Regions from separate parts of the Homo sapiens genome. Here region 1 is linked to region 2. The links are chromatin loops, found by intact Hi-C in ENCODE. Cell type or tissue: B cell. All regions are shown on one strand. Links, peaks and the distances in the headings refer to the core of each region. The heading gives the core; the rest is flanking DNA. Region 1 has its middle 16 kb from the start of ZC3H7A. Region 2 holds the start of LOC124903643 (a long non-coding RNA gene).

Evidence for each region. Peaks named below come from ENCODE experiments on the same cell type or tissue, not always from the same donor. Only the 100,000 strongest peaks of a DNase experiment are listed, where the experiment ranks them.
Region 1: it touches region 2 in a loop (11-fold over the local background); 9 of 110 quality-filtered maps call a loop at or near these places.

What each region holds. Positions count from the first base shown.
Region 1 is chr16:11,807,081-11,818,619 of GRCh38, reverse strand. No RefSeq gene overlaps it. Among named protein-coding and RNA genes, the nearest start is that of ZC3H7A, 16 kb to the right of the region's middle. In B cell, for the core only: a CTCF peak has its summit at 4,704; a DNase peak (open chromatin) is centred at 4,739.
Region 2 is chr16:11,636,162-11,647,075 of GRCh38, reverse strand. LOC124903643 (a long non-coding RNA gene) reads right to left here and starts at 6,614. Exons shown (of 2, transcript XR_007064986.1): 1 at 6,124-6,614; 2 at 5,529-5,771. It also overlaps a transcript of LITAF not described here. RefSeq lists enhancers at 4,636-5,299, 6,249-6,543. In B cell, for the core only: CTCF peaks have their summits at 4,381, 5,340 and 5,539 (motif pointing right); DNase peaks (open chromatin) are centred at 4,375, 5,535 and 6,689.

The DNA.
Region 1 (11,539 bases), core at 3,185-7,184, 170 kb before region 2:
TGCTGTGAGCCAAGATTTCTGAATCAGGTCTTGGAAAACAACCTGTCTTTCTCCTGCCATTTTTCTCCCCAAGGCAGGAATCTTCTCACCTTTCTTCTTGCAGTTGGCTATAAAGTTCTGTGGCCAGGCACAGTGGCTCACGCCTGTAATCCCAGCACTTTGGGAGGCCGAGGTGGGTGGATCACGAGGTCAAGACCCAACCTGGTCAATATGATGAAACCCCGTTTCTACTAAAAATACAAAAATTAGCTGGGCATGGTGGCGCGTACCTGTAGTCCCAGCTACTCAGGAGGCTGAGGCTTGAAGCCAGGAGGAGGAGGTTACAGCGAGCAGAAATCTCACCACTGCACTCCAGCCTGGCGACAGAGCGAGACTCCGTCTCCACAAAAAAAAAAAAAAGTAAATTCGGTGACGTACCTTGTCTGACAGTAGGTGACAATACTCCCATTTCAGAAGGGGTCTACCCCATACCCTGGAAGAAGGAATGTCGTCTAACCTACTTTGATTGCAGGTCACAATACCCCCTACTTCAGAGGAGATCCTGCCATATACCCTGGAAGAAGGGGCCACAGAAAGCATGAAGAATTGGAGCCTTGCTCTGTTTCTCCACTTCGTCTGTTAGATCATGGCCTTTGTGTCCAGTCATGTTTCTGTCTGGTTGTTCGTCACAACTATCCAGTGCCTAAGAGCACAGGGTTCAGGGAACTTCCAGAGAGCTGAACACGGGGAGGTTCCTGGAGGGTGGCTGACCCAAGAAGGTCAGGGAAGCTCTGAGCCCCTTTCCCCACACCTCACCCTATGCATCTCTTCATCTGTATCCTTGGTAACATCTTTTTTATTTTTTTTAATTTTTTTTAGACAGTCTTGCTCTGTCGCCCAGGCTGGAGTGCAGTGGTGTAATCTCGGCTCACTGCAACCTCTGCTTCCTAGGTTCAAGTGATTGTCCTGACTCAACCTCCCAAGTAGCTGGGATTACTGTGCTATCACGCCCGGCTGTATTTTTTGTATTTAATACAAAAAACACAAAATTTTTGTATTTTTTAATAGAGACAGAATTTCTCCATGTTAGCTAGGCTGGTCTTGAACTCCTGATCTCAAGTGATCTGCCCACCTCAGCCTCCCAAAGTGCTGGGATTACAGGTGCCCACCACCATGCCTGGCTACTTTTTGGATTTTTAGTAGAGAAGGGGTTTCACCATGTTGGCCAGGCTGGTCTTGACGTCCTGACCTCAAGTGATCCACCTGCCTTGGCCTCCCAAAGTGTGAGCCGATGCCATCCTTGTGTGTGTGTGTGTGTGTGTGTGTGTGTGTCGTTTTTTTGTTTTGTTTTGTTTTGTTTTTTGAGACAGAGTCTCACTCTGTAGCCCAGGCTGGAGTGCAGTGGTGCAATCTCAGCTTACTTCAGGCTCTGCCTCTTGGGTTCAAGGGATTCTCTTGCCTCAGCCTCCTGAGTAGCTGGGATTACAGGTGTGAGCCCCCACACCAGGCTAATGTTTGGATTTGTAGTAGAGACAAGGTTTTGCCTTGTTGTCCAGGCTGGTCTCAAACTCCTGACCTCAGGTAATCTGCCTGCCTTTGCCTCCCAAAGTGCTGGGATTACAGGCGTGAGCCGTCATCTCTTGCCCGGTAACATCCTTTATAATAAACCAGTAAATGTGTTTCCCTGGGTTCTCTAAGCTGCATTAGCAATTAAATGAACCCAAAGAGAGGGTTGTGGGAACACCAAGTTGAAACAAGTCAGAAGTTCTGGAGGCTCAGATTTGTGACTGGTGGGAAGGGAGAGGGCTGCTTGGTGGGAGTGAGCCCTCAGTTGTGGGGCCTGATGCTGTATCAGTGAGGTAGATACTGTCAGAATTGAGGCTGGGCGTGGTGCCTCATGCCTGTAATCCCAGCACTTTGGGAGGCCAAGGCAGGTAGATTGCTTGAGTTCAGGAGTTCGAGACTAGCCTGGTTAACATGGCAAAAGCCTGTCTCTATAAAAAATACAAAAACAGGCCAGGTGCTGTGGCTCACGCCTGTAATCCAGCACTTTGGGAGGCCGAGGCGGGCAGATCACTTGCGCTCAGGAGTTTCAGACCAGCCTGGCCAACATGGTGAAACCCTGTCTCTACTAAAAATACAAAAATTATCAAAGCATGGCGGTGTGTCCCTGTAGTCCCAGCTACTCAGAAGGCAGAGGCAAGAAAATAGCTTGAACCTGGGATGTGGAGGCTGCAGTGAACCTAGACCGCGCCATTGCACTCCAGCCTGGGTGACAGAACAAGACTCCGTCTCAAAAAAAGAAAAACAAAACAAAACAAACAAAAACAGCCAGGCATGATAGCACTTGCCTGTGGTCCAGCTACTTGGAAAGCTGAGGTGGGTGGATCACTTTGAGTCTGAGAGGTTGAGATTGAGCCACTGCACTCCAGCCTGTGCAACAGAGCTAGACCTTGTTTAAAAGGAAAAAAAAAAATGCCGGGTGCAGTGGCTCATGCCTGTAATCCCAGAACTTTGGGAGGCCAAGGAGGGTGGATCACGTGAGGTCAGAAGTTCAAGACCAGCCTGGACAACATGGTGAAACCCTGTCTCTACTAAAAATACAACAATTACCCGGGCATGGTAGCAGGCACCTGTAATCCCAGCTATTCAGGAGGCTGAGGCAGGAGAATCACTTCAACCCGGGAGGCGGATGTTGCAGTGAGCCGAGATCACACCATGGCACTCCAGCCTGGGCTACAGAGACTCTGTGTCCCCCCAACCAAAAAAAAAAAAAAAAGTCGGAGGACACCCAGCAGATGTCTGATGTAGAATTGATTGGTTGCTTGGTGTGTGGGGAGAAATCCCTACACATTTGGTTACAGAAGTCTTCTGTGTCATTGTTGTCGTGGTGTTTTTCCCTTCAGTGACCACGCTGTCCAAAGTGATCTACAGATTCATTTCAATCCCTATCAAAATACCAATGACATTTTCAGAGATAGAAAAAAAAATCCTAAAATTCATGTGGAACCAAAGTGAGCCCAAATATCCAAAGTAATCCTGAGCAAAAGAAGAAAGCTAGGCCGGGCACGGTGGCTCACGCCTGTAATCCCAACACTTTGGGAGGCTGAGGCGAGTGGATCGCCTGAGGTCAGGGCTTTGAGACCAGTCTGGCCAACATGACGAAACCCCGTCTCTACTAAAAATACTAAAATTAGCTGGGCGTGGTGGCAGGAGCCTGTAATCCCAGCTATTCGGGAGGCTGAGGCAGGAGAATCACTTGAACCTGGGAGGCAGAGGTTGCAATGAGCCAAGGTCGCACCATTGCACTCCAGCCTGGATGACAAGAACGAGACTTCGTCTCAAAAAAAAAAAAAAAGAAGAAAATGGCTGGATGCAGCGGCTCATGCCTGTAATCCCAGCACTCTGGAGGGCCGAAGCAGATGGATCACCTGAGGTCAGTAGTTCAAGACCAGCCTGACCAACATTGAGAAACCCCATTTCTACTAAAAATACAAAATTAGCTGGGCGTGGCAGCACATGCCTGTAATCCCAGCTACTTGGGAGACTGAGGCAGGAGAATTGCTTGAATCTGGAAGGCGGAAGTTGTGGTGAGCCGAGATTGCACCATTGCACTCCACCCTGAGCAACAAGAGTGAAACTCTCTCTCTCTCACACACACACACACAGACACACACACACACACACACAAAGCTAGAGGCCTCATGTGGTCACTCACACCAGTAATCCCAGCATTTTGGGAGTCCATGGTGGCTAGATCACTTGAGGTCAGGAGTTCGAGACCTGCCTGGCAAAACCTCATCTCTACAAAAAAAAGTACAAGAAATCAGTTGGGGGCTGGGTGTGGTGGCTCACGCTTGTAATCCCAGCACTTTAGGAGGCCAAGGCCGGTGGATCTCCTGAAGTCAGGGGTTTGAGACCAGCCTGGCCAACATGACAAAACCCTGTCTCTACTAAAAATACAAAAAAAAAATTAGCCAGGTGTGGCATGTCTGTAGTCCCAGATACTCAGGAGGCTGAAGCAGGAGAACTGCTTGAACCTGGGAGGCAGAGATTGCAGCGAGCCGTGATCACGCCACTGCACTCCAGACTCCAGCCTGGGTGACAGAGTGAGACGCTGTCTCAAAAAAAAAAAAAAAATTGGGTGTTGCGTTGTGTCCCTGTAGTTCCATCCACCCAGGAGGCTGAGGTGGGAGGATCATTCGAGCTGTGAGCTGGGAGGTCGAGGCTGCAGTGAGTCATGATGGCACCACTCTAGCCTGGGCAACAAGATTTGTTTCAACAAAACTGTAAGTTGTAGAATGCTGAGATTCATTTTGCTTTATTACAAAACTAAGAATTTCTAGTTGGTTGTTGAATTTAATATTATTTAACCACCAAAGAAAGAGATTCTTGTTGGCCTGATACATCTTCCTTGATATGTCAAAGTGTTTTTGTCACAAAGGAGAGCAGGTATAACTGTGAAAACTGCATTACATCTATAGACTGTACCAATGTCACTTTCTTGGTTTTGATATTTAATACGTTAACATTGGGGGAGGCTGAGAGAAGGGTCCGTGGAACTTCCCTATACATTTCTTGGGACCCTCTGATGAATCTATAATCATCTCAAAATGAAAAGTTAAACACATTTTAGTTTCACAAAACTATGTAAATGAAACAGAATACCCAATGTTGATTTTTGTAATTGTGTTACATTTGAAAGGGAACGCAAAATGTGATTGTAATGATAAGAACTAGCCACAAGTTGTCACTAGTGGTCTATCATAGCCCTCTGAAACTCACAACACCCACCCCCCCGCCACGCCCCCCGCCACCCTCAAAACGAGAATTGTTTTGATGAAGAAAGGACGTGACTTTTTTTTTTTTTTTTTTTTTTTTTTTGAGACAGAGTCTCACTCTGTTGCCCAGGCTGGAGTGCAGTGCCACGATCTCGGCTCACTGCAACCTCTGTCTCCCAGGTTCAAGTGATCCTCCAGCCTCAGCCCCCGAGTAGCTGGATTACTGGTACATGCCACAACGCCCGACTGATTTTTTTATTTTCAGTAGAGATGGGATTTCGCCATGTTGGCCAGGCTGGTCTCAAACTCCTGACCTCAGGTGATCCACCCATCTCGGCCTCCCAAAGTGCTGGGATTACAGGCATGAGGCACCACGCCTGGCTGGATGTGGCTATTTTTAAACTGCCATATTTAACCATTGCTGTTTTTCTGTTTGGAAGCACTGTAAAATCCCAATATCGTATTCTTTTTTTTTTTTTTTTGAGATGGAGTCTTGCTCTGTCACCGAGGCTGGAGTGCAGTGGCGCGATGCAACCTCTGCCACCCAGGTTCAAGTGATTCTCCTGCCTCAGCCTCCCGAGTAGCTGGGATTACAGGTGCCTGCCACTACACCCGGCTAATTTTTGTAGTTTTAGTAGGGACGGAGTTTCACCATGTTGGTCAGGCTGGTCTTGAACTCCTGTCCTCAAGCAATCTACCTGCCTCGGCCTCCTAAAGTGCTGAGATTACAAGCATTAGTCACCGCGCCCTGTTTATCTTATTCTTTTATAGGTGAAAATACAGAAACCATAAGAAAGGGAATAGGGTTTTTTTGTTGTCGTTTTTGAGACAAGAGTCTCCCTCTATCGCCCAGGCTGCGGTGCAGTGGCGCGATCTCGGCTCACTGCAAGCTCCGCCTCCCGGGTACACGCCATTCTCCTGCCTCAGCCTCCCGAGTAGCTGGGACTACAGGTGCTCACCACCACGCCCAGCTGATTTTTTTGTATTTTTTTTAATAGAGGCGGGGTTTCACCGTGTTAGCCAGGATGGTCTCAATCTCCTGACCTCGTGATCCACCAGTCTCAGCCTCCCAAACTGCTGGGATTACAGGTGTGAGCCACTGCACCTGGCCGCAGGAATAGGGTTTAAAGGTGGCAAATTAGACATTCTCTAGAGGAACGTCACTTCTCAAAGTGTGGCTCCTGGAGCAGCAGCACTGGCAGGGCCTAACAATTTGTAAGAAGTGCAAAACCTCAGGCCTCACCCTAAACCTACCAAATTAGATTCTTCTTCTTTTATATTTTTGAGGTGGAGTCGCACTCTGTTACCCAGGCCAGAGTGCAGTGCGGTGATTTTGGCTCAATGCAACCTCTGCCTCCTAGGTTCAAGTGATTCTCCTGCCTCAGCCTCCCAAGTAGCTGGGATTACAGGTGTGGGCCACCACGCCCGGCTAACTTCTGTATTTTTAGTAGATACGGGGTTTTATCATGATGGCCAGGCTGGTCTCGAACTCCTGACCTCAGGTGATCCACCTGCCTTGGCGTAATCCCAGTGCAGGGATTACAGGTGTGAGCCACCATGACCAGCCAGATTCTTCACCTTTTTGGTGTGTGTGTGTATGTGTGTGTGTGAGATGGTGTCTTGCTCTTGTCGCCCAGGCTGGAGCACAATGGCACAATCTCGGCTCACTACAACCTCTGCCTCCCAGGTTCAAGCACTTCTCCTGCCTCAGCCTCCCAAGTAGCTGGGATTACAGGCGCCAGCCACCACGCCCGGCTGATTTTTATATTTTTAGTAGAGATGGGGTTTCACCATGTTGGCCAGGCTGGTCTCGAACTCCTGACGTCAGGTGATCTGTCTGCCTCGGCCTCCCAAAGTACTGGGATTACAGGCATGAGCCACTGCACCCAGCCCTGAATTTGATTCTTCTTCTTTTTTTTTTTTTGAGACGGAGTCTCACTCTGTTGCCCAGGCTGGAGTGCAGTGACGTGATCTCCGCTCACTGCAAACTCCGCCTCCCGGGTTCACGCTGTTCTCCTGCCTCAGCCTCCCGACTAGCTGGGACAACAGGCACCCACCACCACACCCGGCTAATTTTTTGTATTTTTTAGTAGAGATGGGGTTTCACCCTGTTAGCTAGGATGGTCTTGATCTCCTGACCTCGTGATCCACCCGCCTTGGCCTCCCAAAGTGCTGGGATTACAGGAGTGAGCCACTGCGCCTGGCCACCACATGGACATCTTTGAGGATCATCTTTCAATACCCCTTAGTCTCTGTGTTGTAGAACAGCAGCTATCAAGGAGCATTGTTCTTTTTTTTTTTTTTTTTTTTTTTTTTTTTTGATCCAGAGTCTGGCTGTGTTGCCCAGGCTGGAGTGCAGTGGCCAATCTCAGCTCACTGCAACCTCTGCCTCCTGGGTTCAAGTGATTCTCCTCCCTCAGCCTCCCGTGTAGCTGAGGTTACAGGTGCATGCCACTACACCTGGGTAATTTTTGTATTTTTGGTAGAGATGGGGTTACACCGTGTTGGCCAGGTTGGTCTCGAACTCCTGGCCTCAAGTGATCTGCCCACCCTGGCCTCCCAAAGTGCTGGGATTACAGGTGTGAGCCACCGTGCCTGGCCTTAACATAACTGTTTACAACAAAACTGTATAACCTGCCCGTCCTGCCTGGATGATTGATTCAGGATGCTTATGTTGATGCAGGAGAATGGGGTCTGGAGGCAGGGAACCTAAAAACTTCCTAGAACTAGGCCGAGTGCAGTGGCTCACACCTGTAATCCCAGCACGTTGGGATGCCGGGGCCGGTGGATCACCTGAGATCAGGAGTTCGAGGCCACCCTGGCCAACATGGTGAAATTCTATCTCTATTAAAAATAGAAAAATTAGCTTGGTGTGGTGGTGAGCACCTGTAATCCCAGCTACTTGGGAGGCTGAGGCAGGAAAATCGCTTGAACCTGGGAGGCAGAGGTTGCAGTGAGCCAAGATCCTACCACTGCACTACAGCCTGGGCAACAAAGTGAGACTCTGTTTTAATAAATAAACAAACAAACATACATACTTCCTAGAACTCAATAAAAGGGAAAAACCCCAATTAACTGTCTTTTTTTTTTTCTAGATGGAGTTCAGTGGCCTGATCTTGGCTCACTGCAACTTCCGCCTCCCGGGTTCAAGCAATTCTCCTGCCTCAGCCTCCCAAGTAGCTGGGATTACAGGCACCCCCCACCATGCTAGGCTAATTTTTGTATTTTTAGTAGAGACGGAGTTTCACTATGTTGGCCAAAGGTCCGCCCACCTCCGCCTCCGAAAGTGTTTGGATTACAGGCATGAGCCCTCCCCGCTCTCCCACCTCCAGGCCAAAACCCCAACTTTCTATGCCCAACTAAATAACTTTGTAACTTCACTTCAGCTATGGCAGGAAACATCCTCTTCATTTCCATGGGGTGTATGCCAAGTAAATAACTTTGTAACTTCACTTACCCTCTTCATTTACATAGGGCATACCAATGGGAAACCTCTGAAGGGTATTTAAACCCCAGAAAATTCTGTAACCAGCATTGTTGAGTCACTTCCTCTAACCTGCTCCCTACTCTGTGGAGTGTACTTTCGTTTCAATAAATCTGTGCTTTTCTTTCATTGCTTTGTGCGTTTCGTCCAATTCTTTTTTCAAAACGTCAAGAACCTGGACACCCTCCACCCGTAACAGTGTGACACAGTTCTGGCCAGAGTCAGGTCCAGGTTTTACGGAAGTATTTGTAAGAGCAAGGCTTTGTGGGAGTTGCTGAGAAAAGACCACCTAAGCCTGGAACTGCTGGCAGTTACGTTGCCGCAAGGGGTGAGTCTGCCTGAGAATGGAAAGCAGAACTGACAGAAGGAGAGAGAGTGCCTGAGTTTCTGATGATACTGACACGAACCTTACCTGGACAATTAAGTTCTATGAGCTCATAAATTTCCTTTCTTCCCCTTAGCCTTGTTTAATTAGGGTTCACTACTTAACAGTCTCTTACAACTAAAAAATTCTTTTTTTTTTTTTTTTTCAGATGGAGTCTCGCTCTGTTGCCCAGGCTGGAGTACAGTGGTACAATCTCAGCTCACCGCCAACCTCTGCTTTCCGGGTTCCACTGATTCTCCTACCTCAGCCTCCCTGGTAGCTGGGATTACAGGCGCCCACCACCAAGCCTGGCTAATTTTTTGTATTTTTAGTAGAGACAGTGTTTCACCATGTCAGCTAGGCTGGTCTTGAACTCCTGACCTCAGATGATCCACCTGCCTTGGCCTCCCAAAGTGCTGGGATTACAGGCGTGAGCCACCGCACCCAGCCAAAAAATTCTTGACATATGCACTCATAACACCTTGAAAGAAAATACCAGTGAAGTGCTTGAAAGGGAACTGGTCCCCAAAGGGTATTTGAATCACTAAGACTTGGGCAAGATTTGACTGCTTAGATTTGATATATGATATTCTAGTTCTAGGCCCGGGCGCAGTGGCTCACGCCTGTAATCCCAGCACTTTGGGAGGCCGAGACAGGCGGATCACGAGGTCAGATCGAGACCATCCTGGCTAACACAGTGAAACCCCATCTCTACTAAAAATACAAAACATTATCCGGGTGTGGTGGCGGGTACCTGTAGTCCCAGCTACTCGGGAGGCTGAGGCAGGAGAATGGCGTGAACCCAGGAGGCGGAGCTTGCAGTGAGCTGAGATCATGCCACTGCATTCCAGCGTGGGTGACAGAGCGAAACTCCGTCTCAAAAAAACAAAAAAAACACCAAAACTAGTTCGAATCTGGTTAGAACAACTTTATTGCTGGATTTTGACATCCTAGCAAAAAAGGTGCCAAACCATTGTCATACGTTTTGTGGATACATTTGCATATTTTATTATTATCTTTTTTTGAGACAGTGTCTTGCTCTGTTGCCCAAGCTGGGATGCAGTGGCACGATCTCAGCTCACTGCAACCTCTGCCTCCCGGGTTCAAGTGATTCTCCTGCCTCAGCCTCCTGAGTAGCTGGGATTACAGGCGCACGCCACCACGCCTGACTAATTTTTGTATTTTTAGTAGAGACGGGGTTTCACCACGTTGGTCAGGCTGGTCTCGAACTCCTGACCTTGTGATCTGCCCGCCTTGGCCTCCCAGTGTTAGGATTACAGGCGTGAACCACCACACCTGGCCAAATTAGCAGATTTTAAATCCTTTCGCTGATCCAAGCTGGGAAAAAAGACTTCACTGATACTGCAGAAGAGGTGGAAGAAACTAACATTTGAACTGAGAAGCACTAAGAAAGCCACCCTGAACCCAAAAGTACTGAAAACCTAGTTAGATATATTTTTGGGAAAAAAAAAAAAAGGAGATCTAAGTGCATCCTATAATAAATTTATATGAAATATGTATATGAACATTTTGTATTTTTTCTTCCAAAAGGGAATGCACGTGCACAAACACACACACATGCATGCTGAGATATTTAGTTCTCTGCACGTATACACTTTTTTTTTTTTTTGAGACGGAGTCTTGCTCTGTTGTCCAGGCTGGAGTATAGTGGGACGATCTCGGCTCACTGCAAGCTCCACCTCCCAGGTTCACGCCATTCTCCTGCCTCAGCCTCCCGAGTAGCTGGGACTACAGGCGCCCGCCACCACGCCCGGCTAATTTTTTGTATTTGTAGTAGAGACGGGGTTTCACCGTGTTAGCCAGGATGGTCTTGATCTCCTGACCTCGTGATCCGCACGCCTCGGCCTCCCAAAGTGCTGGGGTTACAGGTGTGAGCCACTGCGCCTGGCCTGCACGTATACACTTATAGTGGTGAGTGCTTACAGAAATATCTTTCGTTTTTGTTTTTGAGACAGAGTCTCGCTCTTGTCACCCAGGCTCGAGTGCAATGGCGCCATCTCAGCTCACTGTGACCTTTGCCTCCCGGGTTCAAGTGATTCTCCTGCCTCAACCTCCGAAGTAGCTGGTATTACAGGCGTCCACCACCACACCCAGCTAATGTTTTTGTATTTTTAGTAGAGAAGTGGTTTCACCATGTTGGCCAGGCTGGTATCTAACTCCTGACCTCAGGTGATCTGCCCGCCTCAGCCTCCCAAAGTGCTGGGATGACAGGCATGAGCCACCATGCCCAGCCAGAAATACCTTTTGTAATGAAGGCACATACCTTAAATATTACACTTGAAGGATGAATGATGTTAGGAAGCAGAGGTGGCTCAGTTCTTGTTTTTGTTTGCATGTCCTTCCAATTAATTGTTTGTGATATTTCACATTTATAGCACAATCAGATTACCAGGATTTTGATTTAACATTCATATTCATTCCTTCTATGCAAACGTCTTAAAAATCTGTTAAAATTTTTCTATAAATCCACCTAGAGCAGAAGAGGTAGGTCTGTGCTAAGTACATTTGTTTTTTTTGTTTTGTTTTTTTGTTTTTTTGAGACAGAGTCTCGCTTTGTTGCCCAGGCTGGAGTGCAGTGGCGTGATGTCGGCTCACTGCAGCCTCTGCCTCCCACGTTCAACAGATTCTCCTGCCTCAGCCTCCCAAGTAACTGGGATTACAGGCATGTGCCACCACACCCAGATAATTTTGTATTTTTAGCAGAGACGGGGTTTCTCCATGTTGTCCAGGCTGGTCTCAAACTCCTGACCACATGTGATCCACCTGCCTTGGCCTCCCAAAGTGCTGGGATTACAGGAGTGAGCCATCACGCCTGGCTTGCTAAGTACATTTTTTATTTATTTTATTATTATTATTTTTTTTTAGACAGAGTCTCACTTGGTCATTCAGGCTGGAGGGCCAGGGTGTAAT
Region 2 (10,914 bases), core at 3,813-7,812:
GCCACCACTCCCAGCTCATTTTTTATTATTAGTAGATAGAGACAGGGTTTCACCATGTTGGCCAGGCTGGTCTCGAACTCTTGGCCTCCCAAAGTGCTGGGATTATAGGCATGAACCACTGTGCCCTGCTCAAAATGCTTTTTTTTTTTTTTTTTTGAGATGGTGTCTCGCTCTGTTGCCCAGGCTGGAGTGCAGTGGCACAATCTCGGCTCACTGCAACCTCTGCCTCCTGGGTTCAAGCAATTCTCATGCATCAGCCTCCCGGGTAGCTAGGATTACAGTTGGCCAGGCTGGTCTCGAACTCCTGGCCTCCCAAAGTGCTGGGATTACAGGCATGAGCCACTGTGCCTGGCTCAAAATGCTATTTTTGTTTTTTGAGACAGAGTCTCGCTCTGTCACCCTGGCTGGAGTGCAGTGGCACGATCTTAGCTCACTGCAACCTCCACCTCCCGGGTTCAAGCAATTCTTCTGCCTCAGCCTCCCAAGTAGCTGGGATTACAGGCATGTGCCACCACACCTGGCTAATTTTTGTATTTTTAGTAGAGACGGGGTTTCACCATATTGACCAGGCTGGCCTTAAACACCTGATCTCATGATCTGCCCGCTTCGGCTTCCCAAAGTGCTGGGATTACAAGCATAAGCCACCGTGCCCAGCCTCAAAATGCTATTTTAAAGTCACTTTCTGTGAGCTCAATGGCAGAACACACGGACACATACAGGGGAACAACATACACTGGGGCCTTTTGGAGGGTGGAGGGTGGGAGGAGGGAGAGGATCAGGAAAAATAACTAATGTGTACTAGGCTTAATGCTTAGGTGATGAAATAATCTGTACAACAAACCCCCATGACACAGGTTGACCTATGTAATAAACCTGCACTTGTACCCCTGAACTTCAAATGAAAGTTAAAAAAAAAAAGAAGAGGCTGGGTGCAGTGGCTCACACCTGCAATCCCAGCACTTTGGGAGGCCAAGGTGGGCAGATCACCTTAGGTCAGGAGGTCAAGACCAGACTGGCTGACATGGTGAAACCCCATCCCTACTAAAATTACAAAAAAATTTGCCGGGCATGGCAATGCCTTCCCGTGATCCCAGGTATGTCGGGAGGCTGAGGCACGAGAATTGCTTGAACCCAGGAGGCAGAGATTGCAATGAGCTGAGATTGTGCCACTGCACTCCAGCCTGGGTGACAGAGTGAGACTCTGTCTGGAAAAAAAAAAAAAAGGAAAAAAGTCACTTCCAATAATCCTTCTTAGTGTGGTTATGCCAAATTGGCATATACTCAGGGTTTTTTACTTTTTTTTTTTATTTTAAGGGATCGGTCTTTTTGTCTTTGATTTTACTTTGTAATTTTGTAAAATATTTACATTTACCAAATAGAAACTCTGAAACAAGACACACTCAGAGAAGCTGAGCTTCCACCCCTCCATCACCAGTCTGCCTCCTCTTACCCTGTAAATACCCATGTTGGCTTTATCATTCCATCGTTTTTCTTTGAAAATGTGAACAAACATATACAAACCACAGGTGTATTGAGAAGGTAGGTAGCATGCTTTGCATTCATAGTTCTGATCCTTGGATACTGTTATTTATTTATTTATTTAAAATTTTTTTTGAGACAGAGTCTCACTCCATCACCCAGGCTAGAGTGCAGTGGTGCAACCTCGGCTCACTGCAACCTCTGCCTCCAGGGTTCAAGCAATTCTCCTGTCTCAGCCTCCTGTGTAGCTGGAATTACAGGCGCCCGCCACCATGCCCAGCTAATTTTTGTATTTTTAGTAGAGATGAGGTTTTGTCATGTTGGCCAGGCTGGTCTCGAACTCCTGACCTCATGTGATCCACCTGCCACGGCCTCCCAAAGTTCTGGGATTACAGATGTGAGTCACCACACCTGAACAGTTATTTATTTTTTTTTGCTTAACCATATATCCTGGAGACCACTGCATTGTAGGATAAGGAAACATTTTTTTTTTTTTTTTGAGATGGAGTCTCGCTCTGTTGCCCAGCCTGTAGTGCAATGGCGCGATCTTGGGTCACTGCAACCTCCATCTCCTGGGTTTAAGCGATTCTCCTGCCTCAGCCTCTTGAGCAGCTGGGATTACAGGCATCCACACCTGGCTAATTTTTGTATTTTTAGTAGAGACGGGGTTTTACCATGATGGCCAGGCTGGTCTGGAACTCCTGACCTCAGATGATCTGCCCGCCTCGGCCTCCCAAGATGTTAGGATTACAGGCGTGAGCCACTGTGCCCGGCCTTCTCATTTCTTTTTTCTCTTTCCTTTTTTTTTTTTTTTTTTTTTTTTTTTTGTGAGACGAGTCTCTCTCTATCTTCCAGGCCGGAGTGCAATGGCATGATCTCGGCTCACTGCAACCTCCGCCTCCCGTGTTCAAAGGATTCTCCTGCCTCAGCCTCCTGAGTAGCTGGGACTACAGGCGTGTGCCACCACGCCTGGCTAATTTTTTGTATTTTTAGTAGAGACAGAGTTTCACTGTGTTAGCCAGAATGGTCTGGATCTCCTGACCTCGTGATCCGCCTGTCTTGACCTCCCAAAGTGCTGGGATTACAGGCGTGAGCCACCGCGCCCGGCCTCATTTCTTTATATTGCTGCATAGTACTCTTCTGTGTGGCTGTGCCATAGATTATTCAACCAGTTCCTTCTTGGTGGATGCTTGAGTTTCTCACGTTATGCTATCACTAGCAGTGCCGCAGTGAAAAACCCTGTGTGTCTGTGATCTGGGGAATGGATTCCTCGTTCCCCTCAGGGGATTTTAAATCCTAACTTATGATACATGTTATGCAGGAGAGGTTCGTGGTGCTGTGGGATTTCATAACAGGGGCTCTGCCCTATCAGAGTAGTCACTAACAGCTTTTCTTGAAGAGGAGCTGGTGGTCACGCTGAGATCTGAAGGAAAAATAGGAGGTGATTAGATGAAGAGAGGAAGAAGCAGGCAGTAGCATGTGTTAAGGCTCCGCTGCCGGAGTGAGCCTGATACATTCGAGTAACTGATAGAAAGCTGGTGAGTTTGCAGCTCAGGAAGTGAGGGAAGGGATGGAGGGGACCATGTCTTTGCATGGGTTGGGGTCGGTGGAGATGAAAAGAAGTAGATGGCCGGGTGCGGTGGCTCATGCCTGTAATCCCACCACTTTGGGAGGCCGAGGCGGGTGGATCACCTGAGGTCGGGAGTTTGAGACGAGCCTGACCAACATGGAGAAACCCCGTCTCTACTAAAAATACAAAATTAGCCAGGTGTGGTGGCACATGCCTGTAATCCCAGCTGCTCAGGAGGCTGAGGCAGGAGAATTGCTTGAACCCGGGAGGCGGAGTTTGCAGTGAGCCGATCATGCCATTGCATTCCAGCCTGGGCAACAAGAGCGAAACTCTGTCTCAAAATAAAAAAGAAGAAAAGAAGTAGATGAATTGAGGTGACCAGCACGAGGCAAAATGCACAGAACTTGGTGATTTTATTAGTTGGGACACTGGTTCACCTGCCATTTTGAAGACTTAAAATAACTGGTTTAAACAACAAACGATTGTTTCCTTTTTTTTTTTTTTTTTTTTTTTTGAGACAGTTTCTTGCTATGTTGCCCAGCCTGGAGTGCAGTGGTGCAATCACAGCTCACTGCAGCCTCAGTCTCCTGGGCTCAAATGATTCTCCTACATCACCCTCCTGAGTAGCTGAGACTATAGGCGCCCACAACCACGCCCGGCTAATTTTTGTATTTTTTGTAGAGATAGGATTTTGCCATGTTGGCCAGGCTGGTCTCGAACTCCTAGCCTCAAGTGATCTGCCTGCCTCGGCCTCCCAGAGTGCTGGGATTACAGGCGTAAGCCACCACACCCGGCCTCTGTTTCCCTTTAACATAGAGTCAGTCCTGGTGTAAGTAAGTGTCGCAGCTCTGGTTTGGCTATTCCAAGGCATCAGGGACCCAGGCTCCTCCTACCTTGTTGCTCCATTTTCCCTAAACGATTGTCTTTGCTCTTATTGTCCAAATCGGATGGTCACCCTCTCCTACACTCCAACTGCCAGGAAGGGGAAAGGAGAAGGGAAGCTAATGATGGAGGTAGACCTGCCCTTTCCCTTAGAGACACATGCAGGGACCTGCGCAGTTCACTTTTGCACACATCCTATTGGCTAGAATTTAACCCCTTGGCCACACCTATATACAAGGGAGGCTGGGAAATGTGGTCTTATTTCTGGGTAGCTGTGCCCAGCTACGTATTGGAAGTCCTATTGCTTTGGAAGAAGGGGAGAGTGGATATTGGGGTGCAGAGTAGTCTGTGCTGTGCCCTGTGAGGGTTTGGGAAAGGTGGGGGGTGGGAGAGGGCAGTGGTAAGGAGGATATCTTGCTCCCCAGCTTTGAGCCTATGTGGGTGGAGGTGTCATTTGCCCAGGCAGGGGGCACAGAAGGGCTGTCTCTTTCTTTTTTGTCTTTTTTTTTTTTTTTTTTTTGAGACAGAGTCTCCCTCTGTTGGCCAGGCTGGAGTGCAGTGCTGGGATCTTGGCTCACTGCAGCCTCCGCCTCCTGGGTTCAAGAGATTCTCCTGCCTCAGCCTCCTGGGATTACAGGCATGGGCCACCATGCCTGGCTAATTTTTTTGGCATTTTTAGTAGAGACGGGCTTTCGCTATGTTGGCCAGGCTGGTCTCGAACTCCTGACCTCAGGTGATCTGCCTGCCTCAGCCTCCCAAAGTGCTGGGATTACAGGTATGAGCCACCATGCTCGGCCAGGGCTGTCTCTTTCTAACCCTGCACCACATGGTTTCATAAGAAATCTGGCCTTTGTGCACGATGTAGGGAGCAGAGTTCAGGATATTGGGGAAACTGAGGCTGAGGGATGCTCCAGTTTCAGCTGATTGGAAAGACAGGTTGAGCCCAAACCGTTCCTCAAGAAAACACAACTGCAAGACCAGCCCAAACTGGACCTACTCTGTTGATAACAGAAGGTCAAGTTACCTGGCAGATATAACTGAGCCAACACAGCAAGTCAGGTATCCCAGACATGCACAGTTGGAAAAGCTTTGATGTCTATCAACACCCAGAACTAGTGATTCCTCCGCGCAAAACCAAGAAGTCCAGGACATGCCCAGAACTTGACCACCGGAACTGTTTCAGAAGCGAGGGGTCCATTGGCTAGGAGGATCTGGGGTTATGCTTTGCCTCAACAGGCTCAGCGCGGTGGCTCATGCCTGTAATCCCAGCACTTTGGGAGGCCAAGGGCAGGAGTTAAGAGACCAGCCTGGCCAACATGGTGAAACCCCGTCTCTACTAAAAATACAAAAATTAACTGGCTGCGATGGCTCGCACCTATAATTCCAGCTACCTGGGAGGCTGAGGCAGGGGAATCACTTGAAGCCTGGAGGCGGAGGTTGCAGTGAGCCGAGATCACATCACTGCACTCCATCCTGGGCGACAAAGGGAGATTCTGTCTCGAAAATAGATAGATAGACAGACAGATAGAGAGATAGACAGAGAGATAGATAGATAAAAATAAAATTCTGCCCTTGGCCTCTAGGGGGCCATACTGGCTTGCTGCGAAGTCACGGTGTTTTTATTTTACTTGAGTGCTGTGCGGTTATTGGAATTCCTCTATCTGCTGGGTTGCTTCTGGCACCCACATCACCTGCGCATGGCCTGCTTTCTCCTGCTGATCGTGCTCGTCTGGAGCCTGCGGGCCCTTCTGCCCCCAGTGCAGTCTGTCCATCTGTCTGTCTGTCCTTCCGTCAGCATTGCTCCCTTGTTCCAGCTCTCTTTACTCTCTGAAAGGGGCTCCTGGGAATGGGGGTCAGGCAGGGGAGGCTGTACATGCCAGTATGTGGCCTTTACCCTTCCCCTCTTCCCCTCCCCTCTCTTTTTCTTTCTTTCTTGGAGACAGGGTCTCCCTCTGTCGCCCAGGCTGGAGTGCAATGGCATAATCACGGCTCACAGGAGCCTCGACCTCCTGGGCTCAAGCAACCCTCCTGCCCCAGCCTCCCATGTGGCAGATACTACAGGTATGCACCACCATGCTTGGCTGATTTTTTTTTTTAAATAGAGATGGGTTTCCTTATGTTTCCCAGGCTGGTCTTGAACTCCTGGGCTCGAGCCGTCCTCCCACCTCAGCCTCCCCAAATTCTGAGATTACAGGAGTCAGCCACTGCTCCCGGCCTGATATCATGACTGTGTTCTGTCTCCTCCACACACGGGACCTTGTTCCTGGCCACCCACAGCAAACCAGCTCTCTCCTCTCCCTGGGCTTGGCTTCCTTCTTTCCTGGCAGCATCTTTGCCAGTGTGCCGGCTTGAAAACAGCCGAACATGAGGAGGGGTGGTGTAGACTGACAGGGGCTCACTCAAACTTGAGGAGAAGCCAAGCTGGGGCTGAGTTTGGAATGCATGCCATGGTTACAGACGACGTCATTCTGCCCTTTAGCTGTGACTCAGCAATTAGGATCAGATTTCCCATCCCGAGGGTTGTCCTTGTGACCTGCCAGATGGATGATCATCACCCCCATACCAGCATCGAGTGAGAAGACCTCGAGCTGGGGCCTGCACAAGGGTGGCTGCAGCCGTGATGAAGTGGCAGTGATTTGCAGAGCCTTGGGCTGCCTCTCTGCTGCAGGGACTGTGACAAATCAAAGAGGAAGCCTTCTAGAGCCCTGCATCATGTGCACTTCTTGGCACTTGTGAAATATTTCATAATCCCAATTGCGTAGGTAGCTCCAGTTCTGCCGCCCACTGTCCGTGTGACCTCGGTGAAGTCACTTCATCTCTGAGCTTCAGTTTCCCAGGCTGCAGAACAAGTATCAGAGCGAGAACCCCTTCATTCGTTTGTTCATTCACTGACTTACACACTCAGTCGCTCCACGAACATGTGCTGAGCAGCTACTATGTGCTGGATGCAGTGCTCAGCCCTGCGGATCCAGCCGTGAATGCCTAATAAGGACCCAGCCCTGGCAGAGTGGACCTCCCTTTCTACTGAGAGGACAGTCAACAAACAAGGTTATCCACATCGACACATTGTTGGCCGGGTGCGGTGGCTCACACGTGTAATCTCAGCACTTTGGGAGGCTAAGGCAGGTGGATTGCTTGAGCCAGGAGTTCAAGACCAGCCTGGGTAACACAGTGAAACTATGTCTCTGCGAAACATACAAAAATTATCCGGGCATGGTGGCTCTCGCCTGTACTCCCAGCTACTTGGGGGGCTGAGAGGGTAGGATCTCTTGAGCTTAGGAGGCAGAGGCCCTGGCTAATTTTTGTGTTTTTAGTAGAGATGGGGTTTCACCATGTTGGCCAGGCTGGTCTTGAACTCCTGACCTCAAGTGATCCGCCCTCCTCGGCCTCCCAAATTGATGGGATTACAGGCATGAGCCACTGCACCTGGCCTAAAAAGATTATTTTAAAGATGAATCTTTTTTCTTTGCCCAGACTTTGGATGTCCTTTTCTCTCTGTTTCATTCTTTTTTCTTTTTTTTTTTTAAAAATCTTTCTTCCAAAGTTTTATTGTAAAAATGTCCAAATATAAAGAAAAGTTGAAAGAACTATACGGGGAATACCTATGTATACATCACCCAGATAACATTTTGTCCTATTTGTCCATCCATCTATCCATCCATTCATCCATCCATCCATCCACCCACCCATCCATGCATCCCACCCACCCATCCATCCCTCCCTCCTTCTAACCATCCATCCACCCATCTATCCACCCATGCATCCACCACTCACCCATTTATTCTTCCCCCCACTAATCATTCATTCGTCTACCCATCTATCCATGCCCCGTCTATCCCTCCCACCCTCTAACCACCCATCCATCCATTTATCCATCCATCCATTCCTCCCTCTAACCATTTATCCATCCATCCCTCTCTCCCTCTAACCATTCATCCATCTACCCATCCATACATCTACCCATCCATTTATTCATCCATCCATCCCTACCTCTGACCATCTATGCATCCATTCCTGTCTCCCTCTAACCATCCCTCTAACCTCTACCCATTTGTTTACTCATCCATCCATCCATCCCTCTATCCCTCTCTCTACCTAACCATTCACCCATGCATCCGTCACTCTACACATCTTACTTTTTGGATGCATTTCACAATAAGTTGTTGACGTCAGTACCCATTTCCTTGAACAATTTGTTACGCGTTTAAATAACTAAAGTTTACTATCCAGAATATTTTTTCAATGCAAAAAAAAAAATACACAGGTTAAAAAGGTAGCCAGCTATGTATATCTAAAATGAGATTGTGGAATTAAAAATACCTGTGATTCCTATTGGAAATCTACTAATATTAACATGAGAATTGCTCCATTAGGAATTAAAGTTAGATGCTAAATTTCCAGGGTTTTTTTTTTTTTTTTTTTTTTTTTTTTTTTTTTTTTTTTGAGACAGAGTCTTGCTCTGTCGGCCCAGGCTGGAGTGCAGAGGCGTGATCTCAGCTCACTGCAACCTCCACCTCCTGGGTTCAAATGATTCTCCTGCCTCAGCCTCCTGAGTAGCTGGAATTACAGACATGCACCACCACGCCCGGCTAATTTTTGTATTTTTAGTAAAGACTGGGTTTCATCATGTTGGTCAGGCTGGTCTTAAACTCCTGATCTCGTGATGCGCCTGCCTCGGCCTCCCAAAGTACTGGGATTATAGGCGTGAGCCACCATACCCAGCTCCAATGTATTTTTTCCCTCTGAGTTTGAGGACACCTACTCAGTTCTTATTTCATAAAACTCAAAGAAATCATGCTGTTACCATGTGAAGGCAAGCACTATCATCAGTGGGAAATACTGAGCACTTGTTATGTGCATTATCTCATTTAATCATCACCCCAAACCTATGGGGAAGTGGACTATTACTGTTCCCATCTTACAGTTGAGAAAACTGAGGCCAGGAGGTGATGTGATGTACTCAGGTTCCTGGCTGGCAGGTGACAGAGCTGGGCTAATCATATCTATCTATCTATCTATCTATCTATATAGATAGATATATATATATAGATAGATAGATAGATATAGATATATATATAGATATATATATAGATATATATATAGATATATATAGATATATAGATATATATAGATATATATAGATATATATAGATATATATAGATATATATAGATATATAGATATATATAGATATATATAGATATATAGATATAGATATAGATATAGATATAGATATATATATATATAGTTTTTTTTTTTTTTTTTGAGGAAGGTTCTCACTCTGTCACCCAGACTAGCATGCAGTGGCACAATCATGGCTCATTGAAGCCTCAAACTCCTAGGGCCAAGTGATGCTCCCACCTCAGCCTCTGGAGTAGCTGGGACTACAGGCACCACCGGCATGCCTGGCTAATTTTTAAATTTTTTGTGGAGACAGGAGCTCCTTATGTTGCCTAGGCTGGTCTTGAACTCCTGGGCTCAAGTGATCCTCCCACCTCAGCTGGGAATATAGGCGTGAGCCGCTGCGTGCAGCCTATGCTGTGAATAGCAGGCTTGTGCACGTGCTGTGTGCCCCTCATGGGCAGGCACTGTGCTGAGTCCTTGGTGGATTGTTTCATTTGCTCCTCACGGCAGTTTTACCAGGCCATAGGTGAGCCCAGGTCCCCAGCTGCCAGCAGCAGAAACAGACTTGGCTGATGTAAGCAGAAGAAGAATTTACAGAAAGAGGACTGAGTAGTTCTGCCCCAGCACTGAAGATGGGATAGAGAGTGAGCCACCAATGAATGCCCAGAACTGGACCACTCTACTGTGGCTCCATTCCCAGGCTGCAAGCCTGGACCCAAGGCAGCCACACTGACCCAAAGAGATGGGCGTTCCTGCCACCTACTGTGAGGCCCCTTCTCCACTTCTCTGTGGTGCTGGTGATACAGGAGATAGAAAGAAATTATTTAGGCAGACCAGGCGCGGTGGCCTGCGCCTATAATCATAGCACTGTGGGAGGCCGAGGTGGGCGAATCACCTGAGATCAGGAGTTTGAGACCAGCCCGGCCAACATGGTGAAACCCCATCTCTACTAAAAATACAAAAATTAGCTGGGCTCACTTTTACAGATGAGCACGCTGGTGGTGTGCGCCTGTAATCCCAGCTACCCAGGAGGCTGAGGCAGGAGAATCACTGGAACCTGGGAGGCGGAGGCTGCAGTGAGCTGAGATTGTGCCACTGCACTCCAGTCTGGGCAACAAAGCTAGACTCCATCTCAAAAAAAAAAAAAGAAAAATAAATTATTTAGGCAGATAGTAAGGGCAACAGAGTCCTCGGTGGAATTTCACTTTTAATAAAAAGTAGCCTCCACATCATTTCTTTTCTGACAAAGAGCAGCCTGGAAAATCGAGCTGCAGACATAGATAAGCAAGCTGGAAGATTGCACAGGTGAATGCCGGCAGCTGTGCCAATAGGAAAAGGCTACCTGAAGGCCAGGTGTGTTCAACACGGGGGCTCTATTTTCCCTTTTCTTTGTCATCGTGTGTACCGTAAAGGAACAGGCAACATTGGCATTGGCCAGGTAGAGAGCTCATCTGCATAATAAAAGATTAGGGTGGGGCAGCCAGCTTCTTCATGCACTATGCAAAAGGTACACCTAGTCCTAACCAGTTCTTCACGTGCTATGCAAATAGCACACCTGGTCTGACCAATCTTCATGCCCTATGTAAATCAGACTCCGCCTTCTCAAGCTCATCTGTAAAACCTTCTGCATTCCACTGCGGAAGCAGTAACCCATTTTCTCTGGGACCCCTTTCTTCGCAGAGAGCGCTTCTCTTTCTTTCGCCTATTACACTTCTGCTCTTAACTTCAGTCTGGTGTGTCCGCATCCTAGTTTTGCATGGCTGTCAGACAACAAATCTCGGGTATTTACCCCAGACAACGACGCTGCTTCACTAGCACCCATTCCATCTGGAGCAAGCACACCTGATTGCCCCAGCCCGG